Regions from separate parts of the Homo sapiens genome. Here region 2 is linked to region 1. Evidence: chromatin contacts called from ENCODE Hi-C or POLR2A ChIA-PET data. All regions are on one chromosome and are shown on one strand. The core of a region is the stretch at or near the end of the contact, and the rest is flanking DNA. Distances in the headings are between cores, read along the strand shown. Region 1 overlaps RGMA (repulsive guidance molecule BMP co-receptor a). Region 2 overlaps LOC105370982 (a long non-coding RNA gene).

Evidence for each region. A loop is a pair of places that touch in the nucleus more often than their neighbours do. ChIA-PET counts read pairs that join two places held with the same protein, here RNA polymerase II (POLR2A). Pooled maps may share reads with other maps.
Region 2: a loop to region 1 is called in a map of transverse colon, with 4 times the contacts of the local background. The contact joins two enhancer-like sites. A Hi-C loop is called at or near these places in 3 of 168 maps with a recorded cell type or tissue (MCF 10A, heart left ventricle and transverse colon) and 13 of 50 pooled maps. POLR2A ChIA-PET finds 5 or more read pairs at or near these places in 2 of 52 experiments (HEK293 and activated T-cell).

The regions. Positions count from the first base shown.
Region 1 is chr15:93,036,026-93,039,415 of GRCh38, reverse strand. RGMA (repulsive guidance molecule BMP co-receptor a) reads left to right here. Exons shown (of 4, transcript NM_020211.3): 4 at 1-3,390. Among named protein-coding and RNA genes, the nearest start is that of RGMA, 51 kb to the left of the region's middle. RefSeq lists an enhancer at 3,086-3,225. Within about 2 kb of position 1,840, at least 13 of the 41 ENCODE cell types and tissues checked have a DNase peak (open chromatin) inside an H3K27ac peak, as active enhancers do.
Region 2 is chr15:93,330,300-93,333,532 of GRCh38, reverse strand. All of the region lies in intron 5 of LOC105370982 (a long non-coding RNA gene), which reads right to left. Among named protein-coding and RNA genes, the nearest start is that of RGMA, 240 kb to the right of the region's middle. RefSeq lists enhancers at 884-1,483, 1,484-2,085. Within about 2 kb of position 1,657, at least 3 of the 41 ENCODE cell types and tissues checked have a DNase peak (open chromatin) inside an H3K27ac peak, as active enhancers do.

The DNA.
Region 1 (3,390 bases), core at 591-3,090:
AAAGTATAATCATAATTTTAAGAAAAGAAATGATGGCCTTTGGGGTCTAATAAGAAGGTGGGGCTGACAGGGCTTGGGGAGAGAGCGAGCTTGACAGGAGACCACGATGTCTTCCCCAGGGGTCTGAGCACCTGGGGAAATGGTGGTGCCATTTACCATGACTGGAAAGATCATGGGAGGAGCAGGTTTGGGACACTGAAGGCCCGAGAGCCCCTGGCAAACCACCAGTGTAAGTCCAAGAGTCCAAAAGCTGAAGAACTTGGAGTCCAATGTTTGAGGGTAAAAAACAGCCAGCATGAGAAAAAGATGAAGGCCAGAAGACTCGTCCAGTCTAGCCCTTCCACATTCCTCTGCCCGCTTTTATCCTAGCCTCGCTGGCAGGTGATTAGATGGTGCCCACCCAGGTTAAGCGTGGGTCTCTGTCTCCCAGTTCACTGACTCAAATGTTAATTTCCTTTGGCGACAGCCTCACAGACACACCCAGGAACGATACTTTGCATCCTCCAATCCAATCAAGTTGGCACTCAATATTAAACAGTTTCGGCCGGGAGCGGTGGCTCACGCCTGTAATCCCAGCACTTTGGGAGGCCAAAGCGGGCAGATCACTAAGTCAGGAGATCGAGACCATCCTGGCTAACACGGTGAAACCCCATCTCTACTAAAAATACAAAAAATTAGCCAGGCGTGGTGGTGGGCGCCTGTAGTCCCAGCTACTCGGGAGGCTGAGGCAAGAGAGTGGCGTGAACCCGGGAGGCAGAACTTGCAGCAAGCAGAGATCGCACCACTGCACTCCAGCCTCCAGCCTGGGCGACAGAGCAAGACACCGTCTCAAAAAAAAAAAAAAAACAACTAACAGTTTCGTTCATTAAGGCAATGTCCATGGGGCAGCTCCTGCATGCCACGCCACCCCTGCCCTGACATACTCCCAGGCTGACCAGCCAGAACTGGGGAGAGGGCATCTTGAAGAAACAGTCCACCCTCCGCCCTCGCATACCTGTGTCTCCCAGCAGACAAGACACACAAGGGCAGGGACTGCACTTTCCTGTGTGCAAATCTCAGGTATGGTCCAGAAATCACATCTCTTTGGTCTGATTGGCCTTACTTACCAAACCCTTGAAACAATGGAAAGAAGCTTGCTGCAATGGGAAGACCCCTGCCCCCCAAACCCTCTAACCAGGAGTCTACAGACCTCATTCCGTGGAAGTTCCCATTGTCCCCTGGGAAACCACCACCTTCTGAATCGGCACAGCCAAGGCCCCCAACCCTGCTATCAACAGCTTTCCTTAGCCACCTTCCCCATCCTGCAGGGCTTTTCAACATTTCGACTTTTTAATCCTTCCCTCCCTAAGATATAGACATGGTGTTAGTAGCAGAACCCTGAAGGCAAAGGAACAGAAACTAACACTCTCAGAAAGTCCTAGCAGGATGGTCTGAATTAATAGACAGCTGCAGGCAGCCAGTGTGCAAGGCACGCTCGTAATGTCAGTGGCGTTCCGGAATGAGGGCTGTGATCCCAGGCAGCCCAGATCCCAAGGCGAAAACATTCATGTCGCCCAGCATCACCCTGTCCTTGCCCAGGGTGACCCTGAGACGGCACTTGGATTCTTCCACATCTGAACTCAAACCTGCTCCCTCAGCTCTCCCCAGCAGGAATTGGAGCCCTCTCCAGGCCGTTCAGCCAAAGCAGAATGTGTCTGGCCAAGCAGATCTGCCCAGAGAAGAACAAAGACGTGTTCAGACACTGTCTGGGGAATTGGTTTTGAGCTCACTCTGAGCTCCATCTGTGCAACAAGGCCAGCGTCAGCTGTTACAGAGAAGGGGCTTGTGGCAGTTTATTACCCTGGTGAGCTGGCTCGGGGCCATGCTGACCGCAGGACTGTAAAGGACATAAGGCAGTTGGCAATATGGGAAGCAGCAGTCCCCAAAGCACCCCGTCAAGGAAACGATGCAAGAGCTCTGTCCACTGGACCAGCCCCACCCTACCCCGCCACGCCCTGGCCTAGGGGGAGGGACCTTGTGTTTCACGGGCCTGGATGGCCAGGGATGGACAGTGGCATGGGCACAGACACACCCAGACCGAAGGAAGGGCCCGGGCTCCAGAACCAGACCCGATCCAGGCTCCCAGCTCTGTCACCTACTGGCTGCATGAAAAGGGTGGGTTTTCCTTGTTTTGCAGCCTCAGCTATCTCAGCTGTGAGGGAACAATGACGCCACCTCCCTCACGTGGCGGTCCTGAAGATGAAATGTAATGCATGCAGCGCGGCGGCCGGCCCACCGTGTGCTCTTAGTAACTGGCCGCTGTTCTCTTCAGCCCTCCCGTTACTGACCACCTCGAGGGCACCGTTCCTCCAAGCTGACCATTTCCTGCCAGTCACCCACTGCCCAGCTCGCCCAGCCATGGAGTGGGCTCTGGTCCACGTGCATGGTGAGCTGCCATCTTTGTCGTCCTCTGGACACCACGTCTACCTCCTTGGGAAATAGAAACGAGTCCTGCATTGCTTTGTCAAATTTCACAAAAACCCTAGAAAGCAGATATTGCCCTGGTTTACAGACGGACAGACAGAAGCAAAGAGAAGCCAACTGACCCACTCCAGGTTACAAGCAGGGTCTGGTAGGAGAGCACGCGTCCACCCCACCGCTCACTGCGCCCACCTACTCCTCGCTTGAGGGCAGAGAACGAGCTGGGGCGGGGCGCTCCAGGGGGCACAGGCAGCCTGTGTTCAAGGCATGCTCGTGAGCCCCACAGCAGGGGCGGAGTCAAACCAGGGCTCTGGTTCTGGGGTGAGCAGAGGGTGGGGCCAGGCCCCCACTGGGAGGCTGACTGAGGAGGGGCTCAAAGGGCAGGCAGGCTCCATCAGAGCGGTTTGATGAGCAGGGCCGCTGAGTGGCCCTCAGGTCAAGGCTGGGGCCGGGACCACCAGGGACCAGGTCTGCGGGGCCAGGGGTCCCTCCCCAGGGTGGAGCAGGAAAACTCCGGCAACCGCCTTCTTGAGTGGACTTGACCTTCCCTTTCTCTGCTAATGATCTCAGATTAATCCCTTAAGGCAAGTGCCCCAGGGTGGGTGTTGGTTGCATAAAACAAGAGGAGTCCTTCTTCCCTTCCTTCCTGGCACAAACATTTGTAGGCCACCCCCGATGTGGCTGGTCGTAGTCTGGATTTGGGGGCACATTCAGGCATTCAACAAATACGTCATGAGGCCCCGTGATGAGCTGGGGGGCTATGCTTGATGTCGGCAGTACAGCTGTGGTCGCTCGAATGAATGTGCCCGCCCTCACGGGACTGACCTCTAGTGGTGAGAGACAGACACTAACCGAGTCACATGTGTGATTACACGTGTAATCATACTTACATATGTAACAACACGAGTTACACGTGCAGTGTGGGGAGGG
Region 2 (3,233 bases), core at 408-2,907, 290 kb before region 1:
GAGAGCATCCCCCACCAGGTTGTAATAGACATGCACCGCCCGCACGAGAGCATCCCCCACCAGGTTGTAATAGACATGCACCGCCCGCACGAGAGCATCCCCCACCAGGTTGTAATAGACATGCACCGCCCGCACGAGAGCATCCCCCACCAGGTTGTAATAGGCATGCACCACCCGCACGAGAGCATCCCCCACCGGGTTGTAATAGACATGCACCACCCGCACGGGAGCATCCATTTTAATCACAGATCTGGTGGAGAAAATATCATCTTTCCCCTAGCACCAAAGTTGGTATATTATGGAGTAGAATACCAAACTCACAAGAATTTCTTTTTTTTTTTTTTTTTGAGACAAGAGTCTCTGTCTCCCAGGCTGGAGTGCAGGGGCGCCATCTCGGCTCACTGCAAGCTCCGCGTCCCGGGTTCACGCCATTCTCCTGCCTCAGCCTCTAGAGTAGCTGGGACTACAGGCGCCCGCCACCACGCCCGGCTAATTTTTTGTATTTTTAGTAGAGACGGGGTTTCACCGTGTTAGCCAGGATGGTCTCGATCTCCTGACCTCGTGATCCACCCACCTCAGCCTCCTAAAGTGCTGAGATTACAGGCGTGAGCCACCGCGCCCGGCCCATGACTTTCTAAAAGTTAAAAAAGATTCTAAAAGTTAAAAAAGATTCTAAATATCATACCTGAGCGGAACCACTTAAAAGACTGTCCCCCTCCTCAGATCTCGGGGGGAGGGGAGGAGAGGTGACGTGAGGGTGAGGCATTTACTTGTTTGGGGTGTTCAGGGTACTTCTGGGGGAACTTGAGAAGCCCCTTCCCACCCCCACCCAGTGAATCTGGACTTCTGGGTGCACACCGGTCTGAGGAGAGCTCCCAGCAGGGCCCGGGTACTGGGCCCCCATCTCTTTTCTCTCACTGGTTTTAAGGGTGTCAGAGGCCAGCAGGTACCTACAGATCTAAACCCAGAAAGAGCACCCTCAAACTCCTCTTAGTCCCTTGAGCAAGCTCCCTTGGTATGAAATCTGAAGCTGCCAAACAATGCAAAAGAAAAAGGAGTCAAGACTGGGAAAAGAAGAAGAGGAAAATAACAATTTAAGATGCATTTCTTTCTTCCCAGAAGCTCAGCGTCTGGTAATAATGGATTAGAAACACTACTTCCCTTTCCCTCAGCCAGGAGATCAGGCAGCAAGTACTCCCAGTTGGAGGTTTTCACCAGGGTTTTATTTCGTCTGAGTTTTTTGTTTTGGTGTTTTGTTTGTTTTTCAGGAAACAGAGAATTTTTAAAAGGACAATTCATGAGGTTTTTCATTTTTCTTTAACTTTTGTTTTGACGTGAGATACAAGCGTTCCCATTGTGGAACATGAAATATGTACATATGTAATTCCTGAAAGTCCCTTTAGCCCAAAATAGGAAGAAAGGCAGACAGACAATCTTTGGGGAGGCGATACCTTTCTGGCAGGGATTGAATTGTCCAGGATAACGCTGTCCAGATTCCAGCCTAGACGTGTGCGCCGAGGGGCCTGCAGGAGATCTGGGAATTATTAACTGCAAGAGCAGCCCTGCACACTTTTCAGTTCTGCTTGCAGCTGCAAGGGAGAATTCTGAAGGCAGGGTGCAAGGTGTTGTTGTTAGCAGAAAGCCGCCTCCAGCGTGAATGATGTGCAGCTGCTCACTCCCCCCTCCCCCACAGCCAAGTGCAGGCGTTTTGAAGGGAGTGCTAGAGCTCCTAAAGTGATGAAAAGGAAACACCTTCCTAACCCGAAGGTGTTTCTAATTACAGCAGCTAATTACCAAACCTCCACTGCATTTAATTGCCACAAACAGAATCACAAAAGAACAATTAACAAGTAAAGCCCTGTACTAACAGTTATGCCTAAAAAGGAAGTAGAGAGAGGGAGGGAGAGAGGAGGGAAAAGAAAGGGACTCTAAATCCTGTAGTCTGTTGTGAGCAGGTATACAGTTATTGTAAATAGTTTCTATGAACATTTACTTGTGAAATCTCAGGGCATTAAGTCTGCCAAAATCATCAGCTCAAAGTAGTGAAATTGATAACTGGTGAATGAACAACCAAGACCAATTATTTATGTTTTTGTTCACCTGAGTTTCTCAAGCTTCTGCTCGGCTCATATTGATCCCAGTTGGCTCAAGACATCTGTTTTTCCAGTTTTGTCAACATCCCCAGAGTTGCTTTTCATAAGTTATGATTTTGACAAAAACTTAGAAAGGAGTGTGTTGATCTCACAGCAAAAAATGTGGCTTATCTCTAAAATGGAAAAGCGAAAATTCCTGAAGTTCAAGTGCTTGCACATGACACAGCTCACACACAAAAAACTCTATACCTGCTGTTACGGGTTGAATTGTGCCCACTCCCCTTCATATGTTGAAATCCTGAGCCCCAGTACTTCAGAATGTGACCTTATTTGGAAATAAGGTTGCGGCAAATGAATTAGTTAAGGTTGTTACAGAAGGTAGCTAGTTAGGCATGAGCGGGACAGAAGAGGGCTCCCCGAACCCACACCCCAACAGGAAAGTCAGGTGGCCACCAGGTGATGGTCAGGCAGTTGTCACACTGTGACAGCCAGCACCAGGGAAAGGCAATTTCCCTGTAGATAGAAAACACCTGAAATTGGTGATCAACAGATTCTTCTTCTTTTTTTTTTTTTTTTTTTTTCCCGAGATGGAGTCTCGCTCTGTCGCCCAGGCTGTAGTGCAGTGGCGCGATCTTGGCTCGGCATGATCTTGGCTCACCACTACCTCCGCCTCCTGGGTTCAAGTGATTCTCCTGCCTCAGCCTCCTGAGTAGCTGGGATTTACAGGGGCACACCACCACACCCAGCTAATTTTTGTATTTTTCGTAGAGACGGGGTTTCATCATGTTGATCAGGCTGGTCTTGAACTCCTGACCTCTTGATCCGCCCGCCTCGGCCTCCCAAAGTGCTGGGATTACAGGCATGAGCCACCATGCCCGGCCGACAGCTTCTTAATAAGATCTCAGGAATTGGGCTTGGGCTCCAGCATGTGCATTATGAGGCAAAATGGCAGAGGATGACCTTCCGGGGGCATTTCAGCAGAAAAGGGAAGAAGGCCTCAGGAGAGGATGCTTGCGACTCCAGTCAACACACTGCGCATGCTCACCTCTCAAGCGCTAGCAGGCCATGGCTCATGTGGGCCGGTCACCCTAAGGGAAGGATCAAAGAAAAGGGACACAGGACGGAGAAGTATGCCGATGT